Linked DNA regions of Homo sapiens: region 2 is linked to region 1. Evidence: read pairs that join two places in POLR2A ChIA-PET (ENCODE). Cell type or tissue: PC-3. All regions are shown on one strand. Each heading gives the region's core, and the rest is flanking DNA. Links, peaks and the distances in the headings are about the cores only.

Evidence for each region. ChIA-PET counts read pairs that join two places held together with the same protein. Peaks named below come from ENCODE experiments on the same cell type or tissue, not always from the same donor. Only the 100,000 strongest peaks of a DNase experiment are listed, where the experiment ranks them.
Region 2: POLR2A ChIA-PET joins it to region 1 with 5 read pairs; 3 of 35 experiments call an interaction of 5 or more read pairs at or near these places.

What each region holds. Positions count from the first base shown.
Region 1 is chr7:29,718,169-29,729,317 of GRCh38, forward strand. It overlaps the pseudogene DPY19L2P3. Among named protein-coding and RNA genes, the nearest start is that of MIR550A3HG, 39 kb to the left of the region's middle. In PC-3, for the core only: no CTCF peak of the experiment used is centred there; a DNase peak (open chromatin) is centred at 5,173; H3K4me3 peaks cover 1,555 bases; H3K27ac peaks cover 822 bases.
Region 2 is chr7:29,790,942-29,802,090 of GRCh38, forward strand. No RefSeq gene overlaps it. Among named protein-coding and RNA genes, the nearest start is that of WIPF3, 10 kb to the right of the region's middle. RefSeq lists enhancers at 1,849-2,679, 2,680-3,509 and a cis regulatory region at 2,580-2,992. In PC-3, for the core only: no CTCF peak of the experiment used is centred there; no DNase peak of the experiment used is centred there.

The DNA of each region.
Region 1 (11,149 bases), core at 2,060-10,059:
AGGTCTCTAGACGAGTTATTGGCAGAGTCAATAATAAAGTCTTGCAGTTCAGTGATCATTGCAACCCACTAAAAAGAATATTCGTGAAGGCTGACTTGGACTTTTAGGAAAAAAAAAAACTTTGTTTTTTATTTTAACTAACTTTTAAAAAGTTTGTTAAGTAGTTGTTTATATTTCAGTTAAAATACAAATAATTAGTTGTTTACATCATAAATTATCCATTTATTGCAGATGTTAACATATGGGAGGCTGTCCTCAGCTTTGAAAATACAGAGCTCTTAAAATCTCAGTATTGTTTTATTTATTTATAACTATGGACTAAAATCAATGTATGATTTGATGTTTTAAGGCCTTTCTCGTTATATAAAAAGAGAAGGTTAAAAAATTTTGATCTTTTCATTTTCTAGGAAATACATGCAGAGCATTTATCTCTCATGTGGTATTTCTGTTTGTTAATGTCTTAAAGAGTAGCCCTCTTCAAGGCCTAAGTCCCTGCTTAACTAACTGGTTTAGGGAATAGAAAAGAATGCATGAATCTACTTTTTATTTCTAGCACTTTCTGTTTAGAAATAAGCCTACATGAGTATATCATACAATAATCAATGTTGAAATTTACCTCATTTAATGCTATCCAATTAGGGCCCTGTTTGATGCTGAAATTATGTACTTTGACAAGGGGTTATAGTATTACTTCTCTAAAAGGTCAAATGCTATCTCTATGCAATATAACATACAACGTGTTTATATTAAATAAAATTTCTAAATGTAAGCGTTTGCCGTTTATTGCTAGCTTTGCATGGTGGTTTATTAGTTTATTTGTTGCTGCTGTTCTCTGGTATGTCTGACACATTTCCCCATTCTCCTTTCCTTTTTATTGTTTTTAACTTTATTATATATGTCTTATGATAAACTTTATTTAGAGCTTCTAAGTTATTTATGTATCTGTTAAGTTTGTTCATGATTATGTTTCTTGCCTTACTTCACACTTACTTCACATTGACCCCCAGCTCTTTACAAATTATTATTTTTTTTTAAACACAGTCTCACTCTCTCACCCAGGCTGGAGTGCAGTGGCCAATCTCGGGTCACAGCAACCTCCACCTCCTGGGTTCAATCAATTCTCATGCCTCAGCTTCCTGAGTAGCTGAGATTATAGGCACGTGCCACCACGCCTGGCTAATTTTTGTATTATTAGTAGAGATGGGATTCCAGCATGTTGGCCAGCCTGGTCTCAAACTCCTGACCTCAAGTGATCCGCCTGCCTTGGCCTCCCAAAGTGCGGGGATTACAGGTGTGAACCACCATGTCTGCCCTACAAATCTTAAAAAAAAAAAAATACAAACACACTTCATTGGTAGTCCTGAGTGACTTCCTTTATGTGACAGTTATGAGGAAGACCTGAAATTATAGTGGTTTGGTTAAATTACTGTTAGTCACCAGGCCTACTCTAAATTAGAAAAATAAATTGCAACTCTAAATTATCCTTGAGTACTGGTAGATTAGGAAAAATAATTGAATGAAAACCACTTATAATCATCAAACTTGTTATAAGATAATTTCTGTCCCTATAAAATAATTTGAATTAAGAGTTTACTTGCCAAATATTTTCCTTTTTCTGGCCTTCTGAGGATGCTGTGGAAAAATAATTGTCTCACCAAGAGCAGGTTGTAAATAATCAGTAGAAAAATAGAAGTTCTGCATTGGATTTGGTTGTTGGTATCTATTTTTAGCCTTGGAGATCAAATAGCTAAGTCAAAGATCAAAGTGGTATGTATAATTGTTGTAATTCTTATGAGGATCAGATCTCATATTCAGTGGTTTGAATATATGTCTGTAAAACATCAAGAAATACCCAAATATTGTAATCAGTCTGTGAGGCTTTGTGAAATTGACAATGCACAGAAAGCTTATGACCTACAATGTATGTTGAAAGAGGTTAAGTAAAATAGTTTTTCATGATAAATTGTCTTATTATAAAATGTAATTAACTACATGGTGGTTTCTTCTCAGCAGATATTGATTTTAGCTCACTCTTTATCATCTTCTCTTTATTTTTTTCTGACTTCTTTCTACTTTTCATTTTTCATGATATTTCTCTTAATTTTCAGTTATCTTGAGAAGTCAGCACGTCGTATATTTGGTTCACTGTAGTTTTTTGTTTTCTTAGAGGGATGTCTAAATACATTGGATTTATTTGCTCTATAAACTTTGTTATTCTTACATCAATAAAGTATTACTGGCTATAGGCTATAATCATTTGTGTAATTTTAATTCATTTTACTTTATTTTCTCCCAAATTTGCCTGAGTGATCTTATAGCAGCCAGAATCTTAAGGTATACAGAATTTGATACTTTAATATACACCTGTGCTCCCAAATTTGACTTCATGGAAAAAGCGGTATGAATGTTTCTTTTTTCCTTCTCTACTACTATGAGTTTTTGCTCTAGTTTTTTTTTAATCTGAAACTCAAAATTTTTACTCAGAAATGGTCAACTTATTTTTTTTACTGTAACTTGCTAATCCACCTTCCTCGTTTTTTTGTCTGTAAAATAAAAAAAAGATAGTCTCATATCTTACAGAGTTATTGATGATGGTTAAATGAGATAATCTGAGAAGAGTGTTTAACATACTATATGACCCGTAATAATTATTATTACCAGTCAACTACTTTTAATAATCTAGGCCACTTGGAAGTATGGGACCATTCAGGAAAAAGTCTAAATGCTTGTTTCTGTTTTTAAGAAATTCAGTTTTATTACAGTTAACACCCCAAATATTATAACATTTTTAACAAGGTGTTACCAAGAAAGGTATGCTACTGATGAGTTTTAATGAACATATAAAAATTCATTTTTAATTATACAAATGCAAGGTATTATTCTTTTTAAAAAGTTCATGCTATAAAGCTTTAAAACATAGGCTGGGCGTGGTGGTTCATCCCTGTAATCCCAGCACTTTTGGAGGCCGAGGCGGGTGGATCACGTGAGGTCAGGAGTTTGAGACCAGCCTGGCCAACATGGTGGTAACCCCATCTCTACTAAAAATACAAAAATTAGCCAGGCATGTTGGTGCATGCCTGTAGTCCCAGCCTGAGTAGGAGGCTGAGACAGGAGAATTGCTTGAACCCTGGAGGCGGAGATGCAGTGAGCTGAGATCGCACCAATGCACTCCAGCCTGGGCGACAGAGTGAGACTCTGTATCAAAAAAAAAAAGAAAAAAAAATTGGCCTCTTTGTAGAATCATGGAACACAAGATCAGGAAGGGCTCTTAGAGACCATGCCATATAGTTCTTTCATTTGCAGATAAAGAAAAACTTAAGAGATTTGCCTAAAGCACACACAAGCCAAGATCAGGACATGGATTCTAATGGATTCTAGAACTCTCAATCCAGGGCTTTCCTCTATTTGTAGCTTAATTTTTTTCATGGAACATAACAAAGTTGCTACTGGATTGATTATTCCTTGTGTAATTATTATGAATTCTGAATTAGTGGTAAGTAATAGAATTTTACATTCTTCTCTTATCCATCCAACCAATCATCCATTCATTCAAAAACTATTATTGACTATAGTTATCCATGAGGCAGTTTGCTATAGCACGGCAAAGAGGAAAATGAACTGGTTTCTTGCTTTTAAGAAATGTATAATTTAGTTACATGGTAAATTACTCCTTATCATCACAATAACAGGTCATCAGAATTAGTTAGCCAATGTTATTTCTGTACTTATTCATAGTTTTAGTAATTAACTTTGGTTAGCTTTCTTTTTAGCTCTAGTTTCACTAATGAAAATAATGGAGCTGTGTAGTATAGAAAATTACAATGTAGGACCCAGGGATCGGTAAACACGCATTTTAAAACTTAGTATTATGTAAATAAAAAAAAGAAAAGAAAAACATAATAGATATAGCAATTCTAGTTTTATTAAAATAATAAATTTTTCATTAAATTTTTGGAATACTTTTTATAACTATTTTTATAATTTTAATTATTTCATTAAGGCATGGAAGACAATAAATATATATTCTGCTGATGACAAATTTTACCTTTTACTTTTAAGGAATGTTATCATGGCACTTAGTTTGACATAGATGTTTACTAATTTAATGTAAAAATCGTAAGTAACTATTTTGAATAATTTGGTGTATTTCAGACTCCGCTGAGATACACAAAGACATTATTGCTTCCAGTTGTTATGGTGATTACATGTTTTATCTTTAAAAAGGTATTTTTAAACAAATTATTATTTGTTTTTGGCATCAATATAAGGACTATAATCATGCAAATTGCTCAGAATTTCATGTTATTTTTAGGAGAAACTCTTTCTTTCTCTAAAAGTTTGTTTTTTATTTAGATCTTTCATTATCGATCTTTTTATAAAAAGCCATGATAAAAGGTATTCTTATTTTTTCTTTCAAAAGATATATACCAGTCACCAACTGTGTATCAAGGACTACATTAACATTGTAGGTACACCCAGACAAATAAAACGTAGCCACTCCTGTCTTGGAACTTACAGTCCTGGATTATTGGGGGTGGGGGTGCAAACATGAAGCAGATAATCGCACAAATGTCTAAAGAATTAAAATTTTTATAGGTGCTATGAAAGAAAAGTCCAGTGACAACTACATTAGTATCTTTCAAATATAAAGCACAGTGAAGTCTTGATCTATTTTGAGTGGGCTTGCGTAGAAGAATTCTGTATAGCTAATTAAAAAATATTTTTCTACATGTTCACTGTTTTCATGACAGAAGAAAATAATATCTCAATAAAAGAAACAATCCTTAAAATACCACTGGCAGGTTTTGTTGGTCTGGGAGAGTTATTCTAAAAGCATGGTTAAAGACAGTGGGTTTATTTTTTTTTTTTTAGCAGTCTTGAGCTATCTTTATTTATATTATTTACAAGCTATCAAGTCTTAAGCCAGTATGTATTTATTGTATACTTTTAAGCAGATAACAATAACGCGATTTCCCTACCACCATACCAGTTGTGTTCTTGTTGAAAGTTTTCTGTATTTACAGTCAAATTGCATATCTTCTCTATGTAGTTTTAGTTGCCACACTTCTCACTCCTTTGTTTACACAGAGATGTGAGTAATTTAGGAGTGAGAAAGGCATCTCCCTCGACATCTCTGTGGTTTCACCCTTGATCCAGTTCCCTGCGGACCACGTGGAAAGGGTCAGGATAAAGGAAACCAGGAGGAATGAGTAAAATGTGAGCAGGTTTACCGCCCTGCATTCTTTCGGCCCATGCTGGCCTAGAATGAAGATTTTCTCTACTGGCCTGTTTCTTTTCCATCAAGGCAAAATGTCGAGTTATCCTTATAAGGCTCCACTTAGAGGGGCCAATGCATGAATTAACTATTCAGTGGAGAGTCAGCAATGTGAGAGAAACTGATAGCTAGATCCGCAACTCCTATATTTTAAAAAATTAAGATCCAAGACTTATAAATACATTCCTAGTCTCCAAACACACCACAACCTGAACTATGCATGTGCACTAGCAGGGGCATGTACGTACACACACACACACACACACACACATACACACACACACATCCCTGCAGCGAACCAAGTTTCATACACACACGCACACGCACACACACATACAAACATCCTTGCAGCTAGCCAAGTTTCATACACACATACACAAATGTGCACACACACACTCATCCCTGCAGCCAGCCAAGTTTCATACACACACACACACACACACACATCCCTCTAGTCGGCCAAGTTTCATACACACACACACACAACTCTCTCTCTGTCTCTCTCCCTCTCTCATCCCTGCAGCCAGCCAAGTTTCACTCCTTCCTTGCTGCTTTCTTATAAACCCCTCAGTCTTTATTTGTCCTATTGTGGCTTATTTTTCACCCCAAGGATACTTCTGATGGTCATTTAGTTTTCAATGATGTGAAGTCACTTCTCGGAAGGAGAAAAGGAAGGCATATATAGTATGATCGTCCTGTTACTGAGAACTCCCTTAAACATTAAAAAATACTTCTTTCTTTGGTGGAGTGTTTACATTAATGAATCAGAGCATTTTAAATATTGCAGTATTCCTTAGAAAAGTTTCATTGATTTGATTCTATTCACAGACTGTTCGTGATATTTCGTGTGTTTTAGCTACAAACACTTATCTAAGGTAATTATATCATCATTTTTAAAACATACTGTATTCAATTATTAAATAACTTACTGTAACATTAATTTTTCAAATGAATATGCATTAAACTTTAGCATTATGATTAAGACAGGAGATATGAACCAAACAGATGTTTTCTTAAAAATATTATTCTTACAGATTTCTTATATGTATTTGGACTTGTTTTGGAGATATTTATATTTGTGAAATAACTCAAAGTTTAAATTGATAAATTATAATTTATCATTAGAATTTAAAGTCAGTAAGCTAAAGATTTATTTTTGGAATTCCCCCCCTCCCTCCCTTCCTTCCTGCCTTCCTTCCTTCTCTCTCTCTGTCTTGCCATGCCTTGCCTTTCTTTTCTCTTTTCTTTTCTTTTTTTCTTTCTTTTGACAGAGTCTTGCTCTGTCACCCAGGCTTGAGTGCAGTGGCATGATCTCTGCTCACTGCTGCCTGGACATCCTGGGCTCAAGCGATCATCTCATCTCAGCTCTGCCAAGCAGCTGGGACTACAGGTGTGCATCACCATGCCCAGCTAATTTTTGTATTTTTTTTGTAGAGAGGGGGTTTCACCATGTTGGTCAGGCTTTTCTTTTTCTCTCTTTTTTATCTTTCAGAGGGAGTATAATTATTTGTGTTTCTGAATATTTATGAATTTTTTTCTAAACTTATTGTTAAAACTATTTATTGTATAACATTTTTGGATGGCTTTAGTAATGTCACTAGCATAAGCAGATGCCAGCAAAATGTATCATATCAGTCACACATAAGTAAATTGCTATAGGACCCAAGAAGTAAATTGTGATGAAAATTTCCTTCTGAGGGAAATATGATCTCAAATGACATGTTTTTTAGTGTTCAACTTTTATTTTAGATGCAGGGGGCACATGTACAAGCTTGTTACATGGGTATATTGTACCCAGGTAGTGAGCATAGTACCTAATAGTAGTTTTCAAGTTACATTTTATATTTGTAAGTAGAATATTTGATTTTATTTTGTGACTTCTACTTTATAGAATAGTTTTAGATTTATAGAAAAATTGTGAAGACAGTAGAGAGAATTTCCATGAACCCCATACTCCATGCTGATTGTTTCCTTTGCTGTGCAGAAGCTTTTATACTTGATGTCATCCCTTTTGTTCATTTTTGCTTTGGTTACCCGTGCTTCCCAGGTATTTACTCGAGAAATCTTTGCCCAATCCAAAGTCCTGGAGGGTTTCCCCAAAGTTTTCTTGTAGTAATTTCAGAGTTTGAGGTCTTAGATTTAAGTCTTTAATCCATTTGGATTTGAGTTTTGTATATGGCAAGAGATAGGGGTGTAGATTCATTCTTCCACATAGGGATATCCAGTTTTCCCAGCACCATTTATTGAAGAGATTGCCCTTTCCCCAATGTATGTTTTTGAGACTGCTGTGAAAAATGAGTTTACTGTAGATGTATGGATTTCTTTCTGGGTTCTCCATTCTGTTCCACTGGTCTGTGTGTCTGTTTTTATGGCAATACGGTGATGTTTTGGTTACTATACTTTTGTAGTATAATTGAAGTCAGGTATTGTGATTCCTTCAGTTTTGTTCTTCTTGCTCAGGGTAGCTTTGGCTATTCTAGGTCTTTTGTTTTTTCATATAATTAAAGATCGTTTTTTCTATTTCTGTGAGGATTATCATTAGTAGTTTGATGGGAATTGCATTGAATCTGTAGATTGCTTTGAATAATATGGACATTTTAGCAATATTGATTCTTCCAATGCTTGAACGTAGAATAGCTTTCCATTTTTTTGTGTCTTCTTCAATTTCTTTCTCCAGTTTTGTATAGCTTTCATTCTAGAGATCTTTCATTTCTTTGGTTAATTTTTAGATATTTAATTTTATGTGTGGCTACTGTAAATGGAATTACTTTTTAAATTTTCTTTTTCAGATTGTTCTCTGTTGGCATATAGAAATGTTAATGATTTTTGTATGATTTTGTGTCCTACACCATTACTGAATTTATCAGTTCTGATAGTTTTTTTTGGTGGAGACTTTAGGTTTTTCTAAATATAAGATCGTATCATCTGCAAACAATGATAATTTGACGTCTTCCTTTCAAATTTGGATGCCCTTTATTTCTTTCTCGTCTGATTGCTCTAGCTAGGATTTCCAGTACTATGTTGAATAATGTGGTAAAAAGTGAGCATCCTTGTCATGTCCCAGATCTTAGAAGAAAGGCTTTCAGTGTTTCCTCACTCAGTATGATACTAGCTGTGCGTTTGCTGTATATGGTTTCTATTATGTTCACTAATATTCCTTCTATACCCAGTTTTTTTAAGGTTTTTATCATGAAAGGATGTTGAATTTTATCAAATGATTTTTCTGCATCTATGGAGATGAGATGATCATATGATTTATTCCCCTTCATTGTGTTGATATGACGTATCATGTTGATTTGCTGTGTTGAACCATCTTTGTGTCCCTGAGATAAATCCTATTTGGTTATGATGAATAATCTTTTTAATATGTTATTGAATTCAGTTTGCTAGTATTTTGTTGAGGATTTTTGCATTAACATTAATCAGAGATTTTGGCCCGTAGTTTTCTTTTGATGGGTCTTTGTACGGTTTTGGTATTAAAGTGATATTGGTCTCATACAACGGGTTTGGAAGTATTCCCTCCTCCTCTATTTCATGGAATCGTTAGAGTGGGATTGATATTAGCTCTCTTTAAATGTTTGATAAAATTCAGCAGTGAAGCCATCAGGTCCTGGGCTTTTCTTTGCTGAGAGACTTTTCATTAGAGATTTGATCTCATTACCTGTGATTGGTCTGTTCAGGTTTTGGATTTCTATATAGTTCAATCTTGGTAGGTTTTGTGTATCTAGGGATTTATCCATTTCTAGGTTTTCCAATTTATTGGCATACAGTTGCTCATGGTAGTCTCTAATGATCCTTTAATTTCTGCGATATGGTTGTAATGTCTCCTTTTTTTATCTCTGATTTTATTTATTTGGGCCTTCTGTCTTTTTTTCTTAGTCTGGCTAAAGGTTTGTTAATTTTATCTTTTCAGAAAACCAGTTGATCTTTTATATTGTTTTCTTCATTGCAATTTCACTTATTTCTGCTCTGATCTTTATTATTTCATTTCTCCTACTAACTTTGGGTTTTGTTTGCCCTTTTCTAGTTTTTTAAGATGCATCATTGGGTTGTTAATTTGACGTTTTTCTTCTTTTTTGATGTAGGCACTTATAGCTATAGACTTCCCTCTTAATACTGCTTTCGCTGTATCCCATAGGTTTTGATATGTTGTGTTTTCATTATCATTTGTTTCCAGAACATTTTCAATTTCCTTCTTAATTTCTTTATTAACCCACTGGTCATTCAGGAGCATATTCTTTAATTTCTATGTTTGTAGAGTTTCCAAAATTCCTTTTGCTACGGATTTCTAGTTTTTTTTCCATTGTGGTCAGAGAAGATACATGATATTGTTTCAATTTTTAAAAAATTTTTTAAGACTTGTTTTGTGGCCTATCCTTGTTTTGTGGTCTATTCTTGAGGAATGATCCATGTGCTGAGGAGAAGGATGTGTATTCTGTAGCTGTTGGGTGAAATGTTCTGTAAGTATCTATTAGGTCCTTTTGATCTACAGTGCAGATTAAGTTCAGTGTTTCTTTGTTGATTTTCTGTCTAGATGATCTGTCCACTGCTGAAGGTGGGGTGTTGAAGTCTCAGGCTATTATTGTATTGGGATCTGTCTCTCTCTGTCTCTCTCTTTAGCTCTGATAATATTTGCTTTATGTATCTGTGTGCTCCAGTATTGGGTGTATACATATTTACAATTGTTATATACCCTTGCTGAATTAACCCTTTTATCATTATATAATGACCTTCTTTGTCTCTTTTTATCGTTTTTGTCTTGTAATCTATTGTGTCTGATATAAATATGGCTATTCCTGCTCTTTTATGGTTTCCCTCGGCATGGAATATAATTTTCCATCCCTTTGTTTTCTGTCTATATTTGCCTTTACAAGTAAAGTGTGTTTCTTGTAGGTAACAGATTCTTAGGGTTTTGTTTTCTTATTCAGCTACTCTTTGTCTTTTGATTGGAGAGTTTAGTCCATTTACATTCAGTGTTATTATTGATACAGACTTACCCCTGCCATTTCGTTATTTGTTTTCTCATTGTTTTGTGGTCTTCTCTTCCTTCCTCTTTTTCTTTCATTGAAGGTGATTTTCTCTGGTGGTGTGTTTTAGCTTATTGCTTTTTATTTTTTGTATATCCATTGTATGTTTTTATACTTGAGGTTACCATGAGGCTTGCAAATAATATCTTATAACCCATTATTTTAAACTGATGACAACACTGATTGCATAAACAAACAAATAAGCCAAAGGAAGAAAGCTAATAAAAATTCTAAACTTTAACTTCATCTTCCCACTTTTTACCTTTTTGTTGTTTCTATTTATATCTTATTGTACTCTCTGTCTCTTGAAAAGTTATTGTAGTTATTTTTTATTGGTTCATCTTTTTGTCTTTCTACTTGTCATATATAAGTAGTTCATATACCATAATGACACTGCTATAATATTCTGTTTCTCTGTGTACTTGCTATTACCAGTGAGTTTTGTACCTTCCGATTATTTCTTCCTCATTAATGTCCTTTTATTTCAGATTGAAGAAATTCCTTTAGCATTTCTTGTAGGATAGGTCTGGTGTTGATCAAATTTCACAGTTTTGTTTGTCTGAGAAAGTCTTCTCCTTTAGGTTTGAAGGACATTTTCTCTGGATACACTACTCTCAGGTAAAAGGTTTTTGCCTTCACTTTAAATATGTCATGGCATGCTCTCCTGGCCTGTAAGGTTTTCACTGAAAAGTCTGCTGCCAGATCTATTAGATCTCCATTGTATGTTATTTGTTTCTTTTCTCTTGCTGCTTTTAGGATCCTTTCTTTATCCTTGACCTTTGGGAGTTTGATATTAAATGACTTGAGTTAGCCTTTGGGTTAAATCTGCTTGGTGTTCTAGAACCTT
Region 2 (11,149 bases), core at 1,840-9,839, 73 kb after region 1:
TGTTTACTTATACCCAGCCCCGAAAATAACAGTGAAAGATTGCTCGTAGATACTCAACGTTTTCTCATACACCATGAAAATCGAACCTCCCCCTCTAAGCAGTTACCCCAATCAGTCCTCATTACAACCTCTGACAGCTGCCGCCCTAGCTGGATCCCTAGGACTCTAGGTACAAGACACCCCTTTCAGCTCTCCTTCTCATCTTTTTACTTTACATCTCCAGTTTTGCCTCGCACAAGGTCTCTTCTTCCTCTGTGGATCCTCTACCTACATGTGTCTACCTGCTAATTGGACAGGCACATGCACAGTAGTCTTCCTTACCCCCAAAATTCAATTTGCAAATAGGACCAAAGAGCTCCCTGTTCCCCTCATGACACCCACACGACAAAGAAGAGTTGTTCCACTAATTCCCTTGATGGTCGGTTTAGGACTTTCTGCCTCCACTATTGCTCTCGGTACTGGAATAGCAGGCATTTCAACCTCTGTTATGACCTTCTGTAGCCTGTCTAATGACTTCTGCTAGCATCACAGACATAACACAAACTTTATCAGTCCTCCAGGCCCAAGTTGACTCTTAAGCTGCAGTTGTCCTCCAAAACCGCCGAGGCCTTGACTTACTCACTGCTGAAAAAGGAGGACTCTGCATATTCTTAAATGAAGAGTGTTGTTTCTACCTAAATCAATCTGGCTTGGTGTATGACAACATAAAAAAACTCAAGGATAGAGCCCAAAAACTTGCCAACCAAGCAAGTAATTATGCTGAACCCCCTTAGGCACTCTCTAATTGGATGTCCTAGGTCCTCCCAATTCTTAGTCCTTTAATACCCATTTTCCTCCTTCTTTTATTCGGACCTTGTATCTTCCGTTTAGTTTCTCAATTCATCCAAAACTGTATGCAGGCCATCACCAATCATTCCATATGACAAATGTTTCTTCTAACATCACCAATCATTCTATATGACAAATGTTTCTTCTAACATCCCCACAATATCACCCCTTACCACAAGACCTCCCTTCAGCTTAATCTCTCCCACTCTAGGTTCCCACGCTGCCCCTAATCCTGCTTGAAGCAGCCCTGAGAAACATCGCCCATTCTCTCTCCATACCACCCCCCAAAAATTTTCGCCGCCCCAACACTTCAACACTATTTTGTTTTATTTTTCTTATTAATAAAAGAAGGTAGGAATGTCAGGCCTCTGAGCCCAAGCCAAGCCATTGCATCCCCTGTGACTTGCACGTATACATCCAGATGGCCTGAAGTAACTGAAGATCCACAAAAGAAGTAAAAATAGCCTTAACTGATGACATTCCACCATTGTGATTTGTTTCCGCCCCACCCTAACTGATCAATGTACTTTGTAATTCTCCCCACCCTTGAGAATGTACTTTGTGAGATCCAGCCCTGCCCGCAAAACATTGCTCTTAACTTCACCGCCTATCCCAAAACCTATAAGAACTAATGATAATCTACCACCCTTTGCTGACTCTTTTTTCGGACTCAGCCCACCTGCACCCAGGTGAAATAAACAGCCATGTTGCTCACACAAAGCCTGTTTGGTGGTCTCTTCACACGGACGCGCATGAAAGTTGCCTCAGCAGAAGAGGAAGGGGGAAACCGAAGCAAGGAAATTCTGTTTTTCATATAAGAATTTTAGCACTATGGTTAAAATAGGTGCATTATCTTTGATATTTTAAAAATCAGTTTTTAAATGGTGGCTGATCCCTGTAATCCCAATAATTTAGGAGGCCAAGGCTGGAGGATGGCTTGAGCCCAGGAGTTTTGAGACCAGCCTGGGCTATGTAGTCCACTAAAGGAATATATTGTCTCTACCAAAAAAATATTTTAAATTAGCCAGACATGGTGAGCCTGTAGTCCCAGCTAATCGGAAAGCTGAGGTAGGAGGATTGCTCGAGCCCAGGAGGTCAAGGCTGTAGTGAGCCGTGATCTCACCACTGCACTCCAGCCCGGGTGAGAGTGAGACTCTGTCTCAAAAATAAAAAATAAAAAATACATTTTTGAAAAATGAAAACAATCCTGTCATTCCTTCACTAAATTATCCAAACTACTTCAGTGGCATCTTTCATTGGAATTAGAGAAATAAAACAGTAGAAGAAATAAATTAATAGATTGATCTGGATTAATCTTATCTTTATCTGTGATTCAATAACTCTATCAACTAGTCCTGTGAATTCTAGAAATCAAGGTTTCTGTGCTCAAGGTATATATATCTCAATCTCAGCACCTATAAGAAATGACATTTTATCTTAGGAAGGCAGCAGGTACCACACACACGCACGCACACACACACACATAGTATTTCTGTCCATGTTTCACTGATTCAATTTGAAGACTTTAGAACAAAAGATCCACTGGAATGGTTTACCAAGCACCAGACTGCTAAATTCCTGGGTCCTTAGAAATCTAGTTTAACTGTTGATTTAAAAAAAAAAATTAACGCAAAATGCATTAATGAGATAAATTGTAGAGGGAAGGAATCTGTCAAACTGAATCAAGGAAAGAGACAGCTAACAAATATTTCTCCCAAGATAAGTATTATTTGAAAACTCCTTGTGTAAGTTTGTCACTAGGAAATCCAGCTACTCAAAAAAGCATTTTACTGGGCTGACAAAGACAGGACAGCATGTATGCACTGTTATTTTACATGTGTCAATGTACCCAGGTGTTCCCTTTCATTCTTTCTCTGAAAGAGGAGTTGATTGAGGAGCCCTAAGAAGCTTCTGTCTCCTTTAGATAGCAACTGAAAGGCAGTTAATGGGCCTTTAAAGTGTAGATAACAGAGGTGAGAAAAACAAGAGCTACATCAAGCCTTCCTCCTACATTCCACTGCTCAGCTGGGGTTCAGTGCTGTCCCTCAGTCAAGAGAAAGAGCAGGACGAATTCAATTCTGCTATAACTGAGCTGCGTGCCCATCCCCTCTTTGCTTCCTTGTGATTTGACCTCTAGTGAAATGTCATTTTATTTTACAGATGCAGACTTTCCATTCACAAGTGGGTGTAGCCCTCAATCTGACAACAAATAAACACTAGATTTTGAAATCAAGGTGCCCTCAAAAGTAATGTCACTCCCAGGTCGAACCATCAAAGGAGGAGTGAACCATAAAACAAACCTTCAGCTTCCTGGGTCCCTTCACTCTTTCCACTGAACTGTGTAATGACAAGGAAACTTGCTCATGATATGATGTTAAGTGAAAAAAGCAGAACATGGGTGTATACATATGTCATATAGATGGGTCTGTGTTCATGTGTTTCAGAGAAATGCATTTAAGTATTATCTGTGGTTATTTGTGCTGTAGAAGAATTGTGAGTGATTCGTAATTTTATTCTTGGTAATTTTCTGTATTTTCCAAATTATCTCAACAGGGAACCAAGGACAATATATTCCTTTAGCATTAAAAGCAAAATAAAAGGAACCTTGAATAAAACTTTTTTCTGTTTTCTATTTAAATCAAAAGAAGGAAAGGGGGCTTGTTACTGGAGTTGCCACAGTGCAATTGTTTGCCCACACCTGGAAGAACCCACCAAGTTCTGGTCTCAGAGATAGTGTGGCTAAGAGCAGAGGCCAGAAAGTAAGATTAATTGTTATTGTAAGAATGAAGTGAACTGACACAAGTAAAGTGCTTAGAGCAGTGCCTATAGGCACTGGTAAGCACAGGTAGAAAATGTTTAATAAATATTAGCTATTATTATTATTACTCTGAGATGGTAGCTTCCCCCTTTTACCAGAAAGCGGTCCCAATCCAGACCCCAAGGGAGGGTTCTTGGGTCTCAGGCAAGAAAGAAATTAGGGCAAGTCCACAGAGTAAAGTGAAAGCAAGTTTATTAAGAAAGTAAAGGAATAAAGAATGGCTACTCCATAGACAGAGCAGCCCCAAGGGCTGCTGGTTGCCCATTTTTATGGTTATTTCTTGATTATATGCTAAACAATGGGTGGATTATTCATGCTTCCCCTTTTTAGACCATATAGGGTAATTTCCTGACATTGCCATGGCATTCGTAAACTGTCATGGCACTGGTGGGAGTGTAGCAGTGAGGACAACCAGAGTTTACTCTCGTCGCCATCTTGGTTCTGGTGGGTTTGGGCCAGCTCTATGGCCTGTATCTTGTGCCAACCTCCTATCTCATCCTGTGACTTAGAATGCCTAACTATCTGGGAATGCAGCCCAGTAGGTCTCAGCCTTACTTTAACCAGCTCCTATTCAAGATGGAGTTGCTCTGGTTCAAACGCCTCTGGCACCCCCACCCCTCCAGTTCCTTTCCTCTCCAAGACAATGAGCAGTTCTTTATGGTCCTTAAGGAACTTGCAAGTATATTTTCTGCCCGTTTACATCTTCTATATTATAATGCAGATTTTGGCTTTGTGGAGATATATGGGAGTTGCACACTAAAATTATATGCATTTTTTTTTTCTGAGCTGGATCACATGCCCTTTGGTAAAATAATCTGGCTGGTGTTTCATTCGTCAGCAAGCTTTTCCAGGCTCATGCCTTCCCCCATTTTCACTAAGTGCTTCCTGACTATTTCTCTTGAATAGCCAAGAAGAAGGATTAATACGTTAAGCTGATTAAGGTGTACTTTGATTTATGATCATCTCTTTTCAAGTGTTTTCAAGACCCAGTCTTTTATTCTTACTAAGCTATAGAAAACTGGTAGGCAATGCCATCAGACAAGCATGCTATTCTTTTTTTTCTACATGACACAATGTCTTTCTTCAACCTTTCTGTGGTCAAGAAATGCCAGCATTGAAAAATAAAAAGAAATAATCTCTTTAATGACAGGGAAACATGGCTATCTTGTATTTGAACTTGTTACCCTCTAGATGTGGGTGGAAGATGAGTCTCTCTTTTTTGAGAATTGACTGACCAAGGCCTGGCTATGTCACCTGGTTGACTAGATACAGAAGTCATCACTATTCCTCGTTGCCAGTAAGTGGCAATTTATCACCATGTCACATGCCATGTCGTGTTATCCTAATGTGCAGAACTCCAGGACTTTTGAGAACAATCTATCCTTGATCATCCCTGTAAACAATGTGACTCTATTTAGGGAGTATGAGCACAGATAGCCCAAAATGGCAAAAAATTTTAAAGCATGTCTACTTGGCCTTGAACTACTTTTTGTTTTCATATTTGAAATGTCTGTGATGATTGTTCAGAAGTTTGCCCCACTATTTAAAAAAAAAAAAAAAAAAAAAGCAAAGCTACAAAGAGAGCCAAGTCAGGATTGCTCAAAAACTGTTTGCTTTCTTATTCTATCATTCTGTTCTAAAGGGCTCTGTGACTTCACACCATGAGGTTGAAGCTAGAGTCCTTTCTCACCAAGAGAGAAGTAAAGCATCCACTTTTGTTGACTTATCACCACTAAGCTGTAGTCTTTCTGGTGCAGAATTTTCCCTGGACAGGCAAGAAAAAGAGGATTAGATACTCTGTCATTAACTTATTCATCAATTCAAGATTTATTGAGTGCTGACTTATTATGTGAAGCCTATTTTGTTCAGTGCTGGTGGTACTGGGACAATGGCACCATTTCTGCCCTTAAGGATATAGACAAATAGACAGTTACAATGTCATGCTCTAAGTGCTTAAGAACAAAGGGGATGAGGATGTTAAATATTGAGAAATGGAGCCCTGGTCTTCCTTGAGGGTTCAGAAAGCTTTCTCAGAATAGGTGAGTGTTGATACTGAAGGATAAGATGTTCACCGGGAAATAAGGAGGGAAAAGGTATACCAGGACAAGAAGTGGCTTTGAGGAAGGCAGAGTCAGGTGAATGTGAGGGGCTCCGAGCCCTCTGGGACAGCAGCAGCACAGTGTGGTTGTGGGGTGGCAGAGTCAGAAGATGAGATGAAGCCAATCTTGGGGGTCTTTGTAGATGATACTAAGTTACTTAGGCTTTATCTTAAGCTCAAAAGAGAGTGGTTGAGGAACTCTAAGCAGGTGAGTTAGATGATTAAAATTTTGCTTTAGAAAGATTATTATGGCTTCAGGGTGGAGAAGAGTTAGGAGGAGGGAACACAGCATTGGAGCCCATAACATCATGTTGCAGATGACAGCAATAGACCAGGCCTGAGCTAAAGCAGTGGCTCCAGGGGCCAACAGGGAAAGGTGTCTGGGAGGCAGAAGGTCAATGGTTTTGTGATGGATTAGATGGTGGTGGTAGAAATCAAGGAGAAGACTAGGATGACCCAGGTTCCTCACTTGAGAGAATCAGTGAGTGTCAGTGCTATTACCACAAACAAGCCAGAAAGAGAACAGAATCCTCTAAAAAGAGCTTCCATTAGGACAGGATAGCTCTTACCAGGATGGAGGGTGCAGGGGGCACGACTAAGCTGAAATGTTCATGAGTCATTTGTCCAGTCACACATTCAATAAAGGTGCCTTGCAACAAGCCCTGTGCTGGCAGTGAGATGACCATCCTGTGGCATGGTGGCAAGACAGTAGGATTCATCTCCATTCACAGCTCTGCTCCTCACCAGCCCTGGGACTGTTGTCAGCCCATTCACTTCTAAGCCCCCATTTCATCATCTCAAATAGAGTGACTGAGGCCTCCACTTGTGATGATGATCGTTATGACAATGGAGGGGAAAGCCCTTAGAAAACTGTCAATTACTGTAAACCAAATGGCCATTTCCACCACGAAGCTGAGAGCAGAGTTTGCCTTGTGAATAATGGACCATACTGGCAAAGAAGAGACAAGAGAAGACTGGTGAAGAAAAGCAATCTTAGCAGTGCAACAGGCTTGGAGAGAAGTAGGGAGTGGCCTCAGGAGGCGCACCACCCCTTGTTCCTACATTGCAGTGACAGTCCTTTGTATTCACAGTGTGCAAAAAGGTGGCCCTTGTGTAGACAAAGGGAAGTACTCCGAAATAACAGGCTGGAGGTTGCAAGGTGAGAATAGTTGGCAGTTACAGTCCTTATTTTAAATAATAATTATTTTTCAGTAGGTGTTTTTGGAGTGCAGATTAATTAAAAATACGATACGGTAAAACAGGTAGTTTCTTTTATTTCTGTGGCCCTTCATAGTAAAATGCAGTGTTTGCACTTTAAAGAATTTCATAGAATTCACCTCTAGGTATTCTGATAGTGATTTTGAGGCACAGCAGAAATGACTGCACCTGCCTTGCACCTCAAACAACTAAGATTTAAGGATCTAACAAACTACTGAAAGATGAAAATCACACAGCCAGTTGGCAATGTGGATATAGACAAACCAGCTTGGATCTATGTCTTTTGTCTCCAAGATCCAGGCTTTCTATACTACTTTATGTTATTTACTTGGAAGGATCAAAGGTCTTAAAAATATTGTAAAATATTCTTTAGCAAAGCTCTTCTCAGTTTCTCAAAGAACAGGTTTAAGAAGGAATTTCAGAGAATGCCTTGCTCCATTTACAATTCTCTTGCTTTCCTAAATCTTGAAACTTTTTTCTGTCTTGGATCTTTTTTTCTTACCCTACAACATGTTAGAGTCTCGACTTTCTCTAGATTCTTGCTCCTCTTCTAGACATGGCCCTGTCTCTCTGTTTCTCTTCTAGGTCAAGGTTTTTGAAAAATACACTCGAAGTGTGGTTTCTACTTCCTCAGGTACTTCCCATATCTCAGCCCAGTAAGATCAGCCTTCTGAGTGGCCTACTGCACTGACCTTGCAAATACCAAGGTCACTGATGACTTCCCTTTGTCACGTGTTTTGGCCGCTGAATGTGACTTCCGTGTAGCATGACACTACCAGCCATGTCTTCTCTCCCCTTGGTTTCTGTGTCCTCACTCTCCTGGGCTCTTTCCTCTCTCTCTTGCCCCTCTCTCCCACCTGCCCTGTGGATTGTTTCCTCTTTCTCTGCCTGTTCAGTAAAGCCCTGTATTCTCCACACGCCTTGACTATCCTCTCTTCTCACTCCAAAAAATGAAGAAAGTAGATCTCAGCCTTTTGTGTTTGCAACACATTTTGGAGCAGGAGAAATTTTGGAGGCAGCCTGATGGGATTAAAATGCATCCACAGCTATATTGAACTATCGCCACCCTGGTTGCCTTTTGGCACAGTGTGGGTGTTTGAATAGAACTTCCTGCTCTCTTTTATGTACTCTTCTTGTGAAGTCAAGTTTCTCAACCCAGGAATCTGCACGGCCCTGGCCTGATGTTAAGTGATGGAGTGCCATGCCTCTTAACTTTTCCTCATGGCAAGATGGAGCTTCCTCTCTGCACAGAGACTTGCACAGAAGGCTCAGGGCTACATTTGAGCTGACAGACATGCCCACCCTCAGTTGTAGTGCATGAAGGAATAGCTTTTACAGAGGGTGGGAAACACTGCCCCAGCCTCTCACACCCCTCTAAGGCTTTATCTTTTAGAATTATTGTGGTAAAATATACATAACATAAAATTTATTTATGTATTTATTTTTGAGACAAGGTCTTGCTCTGTCACCCAGCCTGGAGTGCAGTGGTGTGATCTCAGCTCACTGCAACCTCCACTTTCCAGGCTCAAACAATCCTCCCACCTCAGCCTTCAAAGCACTTGGGACTACAGGCATGCTGCTATACACACTTGTATCACACTTGGCTAATCAAAAAAAAAAAATTTGTAGAGACAAGATCTCACTATATTGTCCAGGCTGGTCTCAAACTCCCAGGCTCAAGCAATCCTGCTGCCTTGGCCTCCCAAAGTGCTGGGATTAACAGGCGTTAGCTGCCACGCCCAGCCTAACTATTATTTTTTGAAAGATGAAGTCTTGCTCTGTTGCCCGAGCTGGAGTACAGCTGTGCCGTCATAGCTCACTGCAGCCTCAAATGCCTCCGTTCAAACGATCCTTCCACCTCAGTCTCCTGAGTAGCTGGGACTGCAGGCACACGCCACTATGCCTGACTAATTTTCTTTTGTAGAGAATGGGTCTCGGTATGTTGCCCAGGCTGGTCTTGAACCCCTGGCCTCAAGAAATCTTCCTTCTTTGGTCTCCTCAGGTGCTTGGATTACAGACATGAGCCACAGCACCTGGTCTCAAATTTAATCTTTAAACCATGTTTAACTGTACAGTTCAGTGGCATTGCATACATTCACAACTTTGTGCAAATATAGCCATTACCTAGTTCCAGAACATTCTTATCCCCCTCAATAGAAATCCTGTAGCCATTAAGCAATCCCTCCCCACTTTTCTTTCCCCAACCCCTGGCAACCACCAATCTGCTTTCTGTCTCTATGAATTTCCCTATTCTGTATATTTCATATACATAGAATTACATAATATGTGGTCTTTTGTGTCTGTTTCTTTCAGTTAGCATATTTTCAAGGTTCATCCATGCTGTGGCATGTATCAGTACTTCATTTTTTTCATTGCTGAATAATATTCCATTGTATGGATATATCCCATTTTGTTTATCCAGTCACCTGTTGATGGAAATTTGGATTGTGTTCATCTTTTGGCTATTACGAGTAGTGTTACTATGAACATTCATATACAAGTTTTTATTTAAATTCCTGTGTTCAAATCTTTTGGGTACATGCCTAGGAGTGGAATTTCTGGGTCCTATGGAAGTTCTATGTTTAACTTTTTGAGGAACTGCCAAACTATTTTCCACAGCAGCTGTACCATTTTATATTCTCCCCAGTAATGTATGAGGATTCCAACTTCTCCACATTCTTGCCAACACTTTCAAAAATTATGGCCATCTTAGTGGGTGTGAAGTAGTATCTCAGTGTGGTTCTAAGGTTTTATCTTTGTTTTAAATGTTAATGATTCTTAAAACTATATTCCTAAGTATTTACCATGGAGAAATAAAAGCATTTATCTGCAAAAGGACTTGTACACAAATATTCAAAGCACCTTCATTTGTAATATCAAAAAAAACTAGAAACAAACTAAGTGTCCACCAAAAGGTAAATGGATTAAACAAATACTGGCATATCCATACAATGAAATACCAATCAGCAGTAAAAAGGAATAAACTACATATAACACATAACTCATGGGTGAATCACATAGGCTGAGTGAAAGAAGTCAGGACAAAATAGTTCTTCATGTATGATTCTAGTACACAAAGCTCCAGAAAAGACAAAACTAATCCACAGTAATAGCTCCGTGGTTGTGATACTGACAGGAGGCAGGGAGGTACTGGATAAAAGAGGGCAGTTCCCCAGCAAAGGCCCCACCCTCAAGCCTGGAAACCTGCGGCCCTAAATGGGAATAGACATTCCTGGTTTTGTGCCCAAATGTTGCCTTCTGGCCTGCCACATCATTCTATCCTGTACCCATATAAACCCCAAACCCCATGAGCAAAAGAGCAGAGGAGCAAAAGAGCGGCAGAGCAGAGCAGCAAAGGAGATAAGAGGAGGGTCTGACCATCGAGAGGAGTTCAGCTGGGGACGGTCGGAGAGGAGATCGGCTGCAGGACGGCCAAACTCCATGGTTGATCATCTTCACACTCCATTCCCTTTCCAGCTCCATCCATCCCACCAAGAGCCACTCCCATCCAGCAATAAAATCCCCCACATTTACTGTCCCTCAATTTGTCCATGTGACCTGATTCTTCCTGGATGCTGGGCAAAAACCTGGGTACCAAGAGGGTACTGAGCTGGTTAACACTTAGGCCATCTGCAGACAGCAGAGCTAAAAGAGCACTGTAATATGCCCACTGGGGCTTTAGGAGTCACAGGCATCCACCCCTAGATGCTACTATGGGCCCAGAGCCCAAAAGCACTTGCCCTGGCTCCTGCACCTGCCCATCTGCTCCCCATCCCATAAGAAGTTTGAGTGTGCAGTGGCCAAACAAATGAGCCACACCCCTGCCTCACATCCCACAAGGGGGTCAGGGAGCTCTCTCATTTCAGTTGCATGGGGCTGGGCATAGGGACTGACTGCAAAGGGGGATAAGATAACTTTCTTGGAGATGGAATAGTCTATACCTTGATAAAGGTGGTGGTTATATCAGAGTAAACATTTGTCAGCATTCATTAAACTGTTCACTTAAAAGGAGTGCGTTTTATTGTATGACATTATCCCTTAGTAAAGTTGATATAAACTTTTTTTGAGAAACGTTACAAACCCTCAGATATGTAGCTCCAGTCCCCAACCCTAATTTATTCATTTCTTTCAGAACTCAACAAATGTGTATTGAGTACCTACTATGTGCTAGCCTCTGTGCTGTGAGA